Regions from separate parts of the Homo sapiens genome. Here region 2 is linked to region 1. Evidence: chromatin loops called from intact Hi-C (ENCODE). Cell type or tissue: breast epithelium. All regions are shown on one strand. Links, peaks and the distances in the headings refer to the core of each region. The heading gives the core; the rest is flanking DNA. Region 1 overlaps DKK2 (dickkopf Wnt signaling pathway inhibitor 2). Region 2 has its middle 62 kb from the start of DKK2.

Region 1 (5,387 bases), core at 167-5,166:
AATGTGGCATATATACACAATAGAATACTATTGAGCTATATAAAGGAATGAAATCCTGTCATTTGCAGCAACATAGATAAACCTGAAGGACATTATGTTAAGTATAATAAGCCATGAAAAGAAAGACAAATGCTGTATTATTTCACTCATATGTAGGATCTAAAAAAGTTGATCTCATAGAATTATAGACTACAGTAGTGTTTACCAGAGACTAAGAAAGGAGGGGAGCAGGGAGAGGGATGGGGAGGGGCTGGTCATGGGGTACAAAGTTACAGTTAGATAGGAAGAATATGTTATGGTGTTCTATTACATAGAAAATCAACTATAGCTAATAACAATGCATAGTATATTTCAGGATAGCTAGAAAAGAAGATTTAAAAGTTATCCCCACAAATAAATGATAAAAGTTTGAGGTGATGGATATGCTAAATGCCCTGATTTGATCATTTTACGATGTTCACATGTATTGAAACATCACACTGTACCTCATAAACATGTACAATTATGTCTCAATTAGTCAATTATAAACAAAATTAAAAATAGGTTCTACACACACACACACAAACACACACACACACAGTCTTCTATCAGTAGCCATTGTATTTCAAATCTTCATTCATGTTTATTCCTAACTGTAGATTATTTACTTATTCACCAATGTTAACTCCCTGGTGTTAATCTACCCTAATTTATATATACATTATCTTGATCATGAACATTTGGGTTGTTTCTTGTCTTTTGACATGACAAGCAGTGGTTCTATGGTCCATTTTAAACATATCTTCTCGTGCATGTGCTGAAACATTTCTGTGGGTTATATTCTTAGAAGTAGAATTTCAAGATCATAATGTATATGAATATCCAGAATTATAAGATATTGCCAAGTGATTGCCGTAATTACACCCCCATGAACCATAATGTTAAAGTTTCACATAGGTACCTATACACTTGGTATTGTTAATATTCTAAAGTTTTGATAATCTAATGTCATGAAAGGGAAGATCAGTATCTTAAATTGCATTCTCTTTGCTACTAATAAGATCGAGGACCTATACAAATACTTATTAGCCATTATTTTGCTTTTCTGTCAAATGCCTCTCCATGTATTTTACCCATTTTTACTGGATTGTTTATCTCTCTTGTAACTCCTTATTGATTTATAGGATTTTGTGTATATTCTAAACAGGAATCTTTAGACATACAGGATTTGGGTTGACTACAGGCACTACATACATCTCCCAATTAGTGGCCTGTTTTCTATTTTCTTCATAGTACATTGGATAAACTAGTATTCTTACCTTTAAAACACTAATTCATTGGAAATTAATTTTTGTATGTAGTAACATAGTGTTCAAATACCACTTTTTCCCACATTGTTACCCAATGTTTTCCAGCATGACTTTTTAAATAGTTCCTTTTTCCCTCAATGATCTGTGTCTCAATCTATATCTAGGCTCTCTAATCTGTTTTGTTGGTTAATTTGTGAATACCACAGTGTCAGTTAAATAACTGTCCTTTTCATCTCTCTTAATACATGAATACTAATTTCTGTTAATGGGGTCACAGAATGACCTGAAATTTAGGCAAAAGCAGATGCCTTTGTTTGCTAAAACAAAATACAATTTCCCTCAAATGTCTATGTACCACTCTGATAGATAAAGAATATTGGTAATAGGAGTGAAAATTCAAAGAGAAAATTTCAATACTTATGATAAAAATTGGAACATATGATAAATGGTGTGGTAACATTGTCATAACGCCTCTTGTGTGATATAATTTTTCTTAACCTTAAGCAACAAATAAGGCCTGCTCTTCCAAAGAGTCAAATTAGAGCAAAGTTATTTGAAAGTCTGAGTCTGGGGGGCTAAGTCGCCATCTTACCTGAACAGCATTAGAGAACATCGTGGAAAATCTAAAAAGTCATTCTCCTTGTTTGCTTAGCATGCACTGTTTGCTGTATGTGTACCATAACATAGAAGAAAACTTTTAAAAAATTAGAGACATGAAGAAAACACAGTTAACGTGTGGAAAATAAAAGTTTTCTATTGTTATAGAGCAAGTTTAACAAATGCTACTTGGTAATTTTCCCTGCCCTGGCCGTGACAGATTTGATTATTTAATTTGTTTCTAGAATACCAATTCTTTTTAATGTTCTAAATGTAGACAGAGAAAAGCAAACCCTAGACTACAAAATAAAGATATTTCTCATGTTTGCATAAATCTATTTTCTTAGAAAGCTCTGCTCTGTCCTTATATATCCTATTCAGCCTAATTTAAATTCCTAAATTATTTTTTGGTGAGCAACTTTTATTCTAGTTTTTAATTTGTTTTTACTGTTTTTAGCTATTTTTCTGTAAGGTACTATCATACTTTTACAAAGATGCTTTTTGGATCTAAGGATGTGTTTTGAAGATAGAGCTAAGGGGCTTCCTTAATGGTCTGAATATGAGTATAAGGGAAAGAGAAAAGTTATGGATGAATCCAAGGCTTTTGGTTGAGCAATTGGAAAACTAGATTTACCGTCAATTGAGATGGAGAAAACCATGGGTGCAGCAGGTTTGGGAAAGGGAAAAGATGGGATTTGGACATACTGAATATGAAATATTTAGTAGTGGAAATGTTAAGTAGGCACTTGAATATATAAATGTGTAGTTCAAGAGAGGCATTTTGCCTACAGATATAAATATGAGAGTCATTGGCATGTAGTGGTATTTAAAGCTGGAAGACCATTAAGTCACAAAAGGAGCGACTAGAGATGGTGAGGACGAAATGTCATACTCATACCAGTCCCCATGTTAAATAAATGAAATTAGTTTGTCATAATTCATTCTGAGTAAACCTATGTTGTTTCTTAGGTTTCTCTATTTCCCTAAGTATTTGACTTTATCCATTCTATAATGTAGTCCAGAATCAATATCAAGCTCACCATTCTGTAGAACAAAGCTTCCTCTCTGAAAATCAGAATATCTCTTCAATATATGGTTCATTTTAGATTAATGGCAAAGGTTGAAGTTATCTTAATGCAATGGGATAAAATCCCTTCTGGATAATAATTTTTTAGTTTCCTCTTGAGCTTAGCAATTATAGCTGTTTAAAGGCAGAGCCCATTGATTTTTCAAGGCACACTTGAGTGAAGATGAGTGGGTTTTACTAATTGAGACAATTTTAAAAATTGTGTTTTCATTAGAGAGAGAGAATCAGAGACCAAGTAACGACACAATATAAAGCTCTAAACTGTGATACAATCTACTTTCCTCATTCATTTCCACTATTATTTTTCCTATTTAGCCATGCTTATTATAAGCGGTTGTTAGAAGCAGCTGTTACTAAGATGGAAAGGAATGGAAAAGTTCTTAAATATTGCTTTCTTGAAAAAAAAAACTTCAAAACATCTGGGCTCTGCACTGAGAAATATTTTTGGTGAGACTGAAAGGATTATATAAAAGATTATGCAGAAGGAACAGCAATGACATTTCTTCTTTATTGCCTATATTTTTGAAATCTCCTTTTACTTTTACAGTTGTTTTGTCAAATGCTATGAAAAGTTTTATACATTTGCCAGTTTTTCTCATTTTTAAATGCTTGCAGACTACTTACCTTTGGAATGTGGTTGCTCAATATTTACCAATGATTGAAAAAAACACCCATTTCAGTACAAATTTTTAGCTTTGTTTGTTCGATTACTCTAGCATTTTTCCCACCAAGGGATGTTTCCGCCCTTCTTAGAAGTACCCAAAATTCTGAGAGGTGAAGGGAGGAAACATGAATGACAATACACAATATAAAAGAGGAAATCAAAATCAAAACGTTGGCCCAGACTCTTAGAACACACCACACACCCTCGATCTGAGCTCAGTCTGAGCCAGAGGATTATGTTATCACCTTAGCTGGAGCTGTTTTTGTTAAGTCAGTATAACTGTTGTCACTAGCAAATAGCATAGCCAAGTCATACTTCCCAATGGAGGAGAGTATGGTGTCAGAATTTTAAGAAGGTCCAAATTAGAACACCTGTGTGTCAGACCGGCCCAGCTGTACATGTGGGCTGGCCAGAGCTGCAGAACATCATCTGCTCAGCACATGAAATGCCAGTTTCTTTGCTGAAGATGGGTTTGAAGGATTAGATTCTTAAAAGAGAAAGCTCAGAACTCGGTTGTAACATCCCTAGCCTTTCTCTTATTTTAAAATAAACAATTTTAGGAAGAGGGGATTAAAGGCTCATATCTGAGAGATGACAAGTAGGGTATATTGCTAGCTCCAGAAGAATTGCCTCAGAAATTCTCCTTTAGTCAGCCGTTGGCTTTTCATTCTGGTGACGGATGAAGTATGACTATAATTCCAGGTGTTAAACATGTGCACATTCCAAAAATGCTCTATGGGTTGCTGGGTTTGTGACAATCAGACCAAGAAGGGAATATCTCTCTTTCCTAGCCCTTCTAAAACATGGTGCAATATTTGACCCATACCTTGTCCTAATCATTGAAAATCTGGTCAAAGGAAACACAGTGGACAATACGAACTCTATTGAATAATTAGTAGTAACTGCCTATCTTTTTTCCTACTAAAACTGACATCTAAAAAAGTATAAACTAACACTCTTGCAATTTGGGGAGCTGAATTTCCTGCCAACTATCTTTAAGTCCTGGTTTTGCAATCTGCTACCTTTCAGTAACTACTAGTAGCTACCAGGTATTTAAAATGTTATTTTTTGTTGGTGGTGGTTTTTAGTTGTTTTTATTGTTTGTTTGTTTTTTGCTTTGAAGAGAGATTTACAACCTGCTCCTCTTGAATATTATGGTCATTTTGGATTTTCTCCTCAGAAACGAGAAGATAAGAACTTCAACAACGTTTCCAGAGTTTACGGGCACGGCTGTATAGAGATGTTAACCTCCTAAAACAAAACAAAATAGAACTCCAACTTGGGAAAAAACCAATCTCATTCACTTTTAGAAAAACAAAAACAAAAACAAAATTCAAGTGGTCTTCTCACTTAACGAGGCAACACTGTCCTGTATTAAAATTTTAATCAAATAATTCTGAGTTTGAAACTGAGTCACATGGGATCACAGATACCAAAGATTGAGCTTGCCCAAAACCTATATGGTCACTTTCCTGACATCATCCTTCCTGCTTGATTACCTCCTTCAAAGAGTTACTGAGTACTCCGCACATAACAGAAGCTCACAGGGTTTAGGGAAGGTTAAGTGAGGCAACATAAAATTCCTGGTATAAAGTAAGTGCTCCACAAATGTTAGCTGTCACTATCTTCCAGAAACAAGAATGTATTTCTCAAATATCTAGTCACATTAATGCTGTATGTAGGATATTGCTAGGAATATACTAGAGTAGTATACTGATACCACATTTAATGTCAGACTGCATTATCCACA
Region 2 (5,387 bases), core at 311-5,310, 81 kb after region 1:
AAGGTTCCCAGATTCCTCCCTCTTCAACTTGGGAGTCTATGTTACCTCTCCATCCACTCTCAGTGTTTTCTGTCAAAAGATCTGCTCAAATTATGTCTTTTAACTCCATATTTGGTCTCTCTCAGTGGGACGGGTGCTTCCTGGATGCATCTAGTTGGCCATCTTGTTCTCCCTCCCTTATTCATTCTTGCTGATGAAGAATTAACTTCCCCTCACTCTTTGCAGCACTGTAGGACTGAGGACTCTTTAGACCACAAAGGGCAACAGCTTGACTTAAATTTATGTAGCAAAACACAGACATGTGTGTAAACACACACACACACCCACAAAGGTTTTTGTCTACTTAACTAGAAAGTCAGAAAGTACCACAACTATATTCAAGAGTTTAAGTGCCCTCAAATACTTAAACTAACTCTTATTAACTACAAGAAGACTTCATATAGTAAAAGGAGTAGCTTTCAGGAAACCCTGATACTTATCTTTGGTGAAAACAGATATGCTTCCTTAAATTTCCATCCTCCACTTCTCCCATAATAATAGAATTTTTAACTATGCATATGGTTTTCCATGTAAGGGCTACTTTCCAAAGCCTCTCTTGCAGCTTAGAGTAACTGTGTAAGTAAACAATAGCCAATATGATCTGAGCAGTAGTAACATGTACATCTCCTATTTATGCCTTTGAAGGGATGGGGTGTATCCTCCTTTTGTTCTCTTCCTTCACACTAGCTGTCATGCAGACATATGGGAGAAGCTGGAACAATTATCTTAGACCATGAGACAGAAGCTGTATGTTTAACATTTCAGGGTAACACGACAAAAAGAGCTTGAGCTCTTAATGACTTGGTTGAGGAGAGCTACCATGCAGCTCAGACTTTTACATGACACATTAATGAGCTTCTATCTTATTTAAGCTAATGCTAACTTGAGGTCTTTGTCACATCAGCTGAATCATAGTCTAACAAATGCCATACCCTTTAAACATTATTATCCAAAAGGGCAAGAATCTTCTCCTAGCTCCAACATAAAGATTCTTAGAGAACCCTGATGGCCTGCGTTTGGTCACTTGCTTACCTTTGAATCAATCAACAATAGCAAGGGAGTTAAAAAAATTATTGTCTAGATCACACACCCATTCCTGTTACCAAATGAGTGCAATATTATGATCGGTAGTCCCAATAGAGTCATATTGAATGGGCGAGCTGCCATTTCTAAAAAGAAGGATGGTGCTAAATAGTGAAAAATGAGAGATGTTTCCCTGGAGATTAGAAAACACAAGTGAGAAACTTTAATAGTAAAATATATGTTTATATATTTAAAAACACATGAGGAAAAACAACAATAAATAAAGCTTCTCTAATTAGTAGTGTCTGTCTCTCAACTACCATTACCAAAATCAAGAATAAAACAAGTCTTAAAATCTAGAACATCTCAGTATAATAACTGATGCTTTTCCTCAGAAATTGTCTTTCTCATTATCCTAGAGACTTGGTAAGACTAAGGCAAGATTTCTAATCAGTGGTTTATCAATCTGCTCTTTGACTTTGATTTTGTTTCAAACAGCTGGTCCTGTTTTAGCAGGAGATTTTAAAGATCATGGACTTTGAATTGGAGTTGAAGATTCTAAATCCTCTCTGCTCCATTACTAAGTTTTCTACTCTTGATGATTACAAGTGTAAGTACCTTGTGCACAAAAATAGGGATATATGCCTAGCACACATAAAAGTACCTAACAGTCCCCATGACTTCTGTGTATCCTTTCACATTTGTTATTTGTGGACTTAACTCCAGTTTTATATCTTCTTTCTTTTTTTTCCCAAGGACTAATCTCTGCTTGATGTATCATTATCTGTTCCCTTTCCCTTGATATCTGGATTCATAAAGCCATCTCCCTTGGATATTCTTAAGGATGGCTTTGTTTTTCCTCTTGCTACATAAGTTAACATACTTAGAAGTTCACATTAGCTCCCAGAACTCTGTAAAGGTAAACTGCTCATGTAAGAGCCTCCCTATATCAAGCCATCTATTACTATGTCTTCGTCTGTGGCTATAGCCCATTTTACACCAGCATATTAAATAACAAAAGGGAGATAAATATTGAATCAAATCCATAATTCCAAATTTATTTGGTTTTTTATTTACTTATCCAATCATGACTCCCAGCCCAAAACAGTTAGAAATGTTATTTGTCAGAGACATAAATATCTAAGATGCTTTTCAATCCTTGAGTTAAACTTCTCAAAAGAGTCCACTAAAGAACAGGAAATGACTGCTTTTGCAAAAAAGAAATGAAGTTGAATGGGGAAAAAATTGACATTGGTTATAAACTAATTTTAAAAACCACATTTCCTGCATGGGTTCTGTACTTGTAAAATATTCTCCAAATTCTATTTATCATATATTATTTGTTTAGACACAGTTATCAGATAGCTGATAACAGACAACATGTTTATTTTCATTTTTTTCCTCACTTTGAGGACTTTTCCACAGAAAGGCTAAATTTATTTGTACAAGTATGCAAAGGAAATATTATCCTCTAGAGATTTCCACCTTTTTCTTGAGATCAGAAGCTGGATATCTCTTAATTTTGATATGCTCTCCTTTAGCAACTAAGACAAGCCATCAATTTTGTTTGTAAAAGGATCCATAGAGAGGAGGGGCAGGGCAAGATGGCCAAATGGAAGGCTCTACCAATCTTCCCCATCCAGGAGTACCAGATTTAACAACTATCTACAAATAAAAAGCACCCTCATAAGAACCAAAAATCAGGTCAGCATTCACAGTACCCGATTTTAACTTCATATCACTGAAAGAGGCACAGAAGAGGGTGGGAAAGACAGCCTTGAATTGCAAATGCCACCCCTCCACCATCCCCTGGCAGCAGTCACATGGCACAGACGGAGAATCTGTGGGTTGGGAGAGGGAGACTGCAGCAATTGTGAGACTTTGCATTAAACTCACTGTTGCCCTGTCACAGCAGAAAGCAACACCTGGCTGAACTTGTCGACACCTGCCTGTGAAGGGAACATTTACACAAGACCATCCCAGCAATTGAAACTTGAGTTCTGGCAAGCATCACCAACTCAGGCTAAAGTATTTTGGGATGCTACACAAACTTGGAAGGCAGTCTAGGCCACAAGGAATGCAGCTGTTAGGTGAGTCCTAGTTCTGAGCTAGCCTCAGAGCCAGCGGACTTGGGGGGCAGGTGATCTAATAGGACACCAGCCAGGTGGCTAAGGGATTACTTGTGTCACCCCTCCCCCAACCTTAGGCTGCACAGCTTGTGGCTCCAAAGGAGATCCCTTTCTTCTGCTTGAGGGGAGAGGAGAGAGAAAAGAGGACTTTGTCTTGCATCTTGGATATCAGCTCAGCCACAGCAGGATAGGGTACCAGTCAGAGTCGTGAGGCCCCCTTTCTAGACGCTAGATCCTAGACAACATTGTTAGACACACCCATTTTTAGACGCCAGAAGAGAACCCACTGCCTTGGATGGAAGGCCCCAGTGCTGGCAGAAGCCATTGCCTGCAGACTAAATAATCCTTTGGCCCTGTATAACCAGCAGTATATCCAGATAGTATATCGTGGACCTTGGGTGAGACTCTGACACTTGCTGGCTTCAAATTAGACTCAGTACCTTCCTAGCTAAGGAGGCTATAGGGAGACTCCTTCTGCTTGAGAAAGGCAGAGGGAAAAGCAAAGGGAACTCTGTCTTTCACCTTAGGTACCAGCTCAGCCATAGGAGGGCAGAGCACCAACCAGGCACTTGGGGTATGCAATCCTAGGACTTGGCTCTTGAATAACATTTTTCAACCTGCACCCCACTGCCCTGAAGGGTGAGTCCCAAGCCATGCAGCATTCACTACAAGCTGACTGAAGAGCCCTTAGGCCTTAGGGAACATGGGCAGTAGTCCAGCAATACTTCCCACGGACCTGTGGTAGATGGCCACAGGGTGAATCTGCTCTGCCTGTGGAAAGGGGAGGAAAGAGTGAGAAGGACTGCGTCTTGTGATTTGAGTGCCAGATCAGCTGCGGTACAATCAAATGCCATGTAGATTTCTAAGGTTTTTGACTCTAGTCCTTGGCTCCCAGACGGCATGTCTTGTCCCACCTGGGGCCTGGGGGAACTTGCTGCCCTGAAAAGAAGGGCACAAGCCTGGCTAGCTTCACCACCTGTTGATTGTAGAGACCCAGGGCCTTGAGCAAACATAGGCAGTAGCCAGACAGATATTATAGCAGACCTTGGGCAAGACCCATGGCTGTGCTGGCTTGAGGTATGACCCAGTGCAGTCCCAGTGGTGATGGCCATAGGGGTGCTTATGTCACCTCACCCCGAGATCCAGATGGCTTAGCACAGAAAAAGATTCCATTTGTTTGGGAGAAAATAGGGGAAGAGAACAAGAGTCTTTGCCTGGTAATCCTGAGAATTTCTCCTGATCTTCACCAACACCATCAAAGTGGCCCCAGATTTCAGAAAAATTGAAAGGCTTTCTTCTATGAGTCTACAAAAACCCTAGTGTTACTGGGCTTGGGGTGTCCCCTAATGCATACACAGCTTAAATAGAAACACTCAAGTTCTTCTGAGTGCCTAGAAAGTGTTCCCAAGAAGGACAAGGACAAACAAGCCTAGATTGAGAAGGCAACAATAAATACCTTAAGTGCCCAGACATCGACAAATATTCACAAGCCTTCAGATCATCCAGGAAAACATGGCCTTAACAAATGAACTAAATAAGGCACTAGGGACCAATCCTGGGCAAAAAGAGATACATGACTTTCAGAAAGAGACTTCAGAATAGCTCTTTGAAGCAACTCAAAGAAATTCAAGATAACTCAGAGAAGGAATTCAGAATCCTATCAGATAAATTTAACAAATATGTAGAAATATTTCAATAGAACCAATAAAAATTTCTGGAGTTAGAAAATGCAGTTGACATACTGAAGAATATATCAGTGTCTCTTAATAGCAGAATTGATCAAGCAAAAAGTTGTGGGTTTTGAAGATAAACAAAATTGACAAACTTTTAGCCAGACTAAGAAAAAAAAATAGACCCCCCCAAAATAAAATAGAACATGAAAAAGAAGACGTTACAACACATAGTGTAGAAATTCACTAGATCATTAGTGGCCACTAGGAGTAACCACATGTTAACAAATTGGAAAATCTAGAAGAAATTGATAAATTCCTAGACGCATATAATGCACCAAGATTGAACTATGAAGAAATTAAAAACCTGAAAAGATCAATGACAAGTAACAAGACTGAAGCCATAATAAAACCTCTCCTAGCAAAGAAAAGCCTAGGACCTGATGGCTTCACTGCTGAATTATGCCAAACATTTAAAAAAGAACTAATACGAATCCTACTCAAATTATTCCAAAAAGTACAGGAG

What was found. A loop is a pair of places that touch in the nucleus more often than their neighbours do. Peaks named below come from ENCODE experiments on the same cell type or tissue, not always from the same donor. Only the 100,000 strongest peaks of a DNase experiment are listed, where the experiment ranks them.
Region 2: a loop joins it to region 1, with 7 times the contacts of the local background. A loop is called at or near these places in 1 of 110 quality-filtered maps.

Annotation. Positions count from the first base shown.
Region 1 is chr4:107,014,269-107,019,655 of GRCh38, forward strand. All of the region lies in intron 1 of DKK2 (dickkopf Wnt signaling pathway inhibitor 2), which reads right to left. Among named protein-coding and RNA genes, the nearest start is that of DKK2, 19 kb to the right of the region's middle. In breast epithelium, for the core only: no CTCF peak of the experiment used is centred there; no DNase peak of the experiment used is centred there.
Region 2 is chr4:107,095,415-107,100,801 of GRCh38, forward strand. No RefSeq gene overlaps it. Among named protein-coding and RNA genes, the nearest start is that of DKK2, 62 kb to the left of the region's middle. In breast epithelium, for the core only: no CTCF peak of the experiment used is centred there; a DNase peak (open chromatin) is centred at 3,117.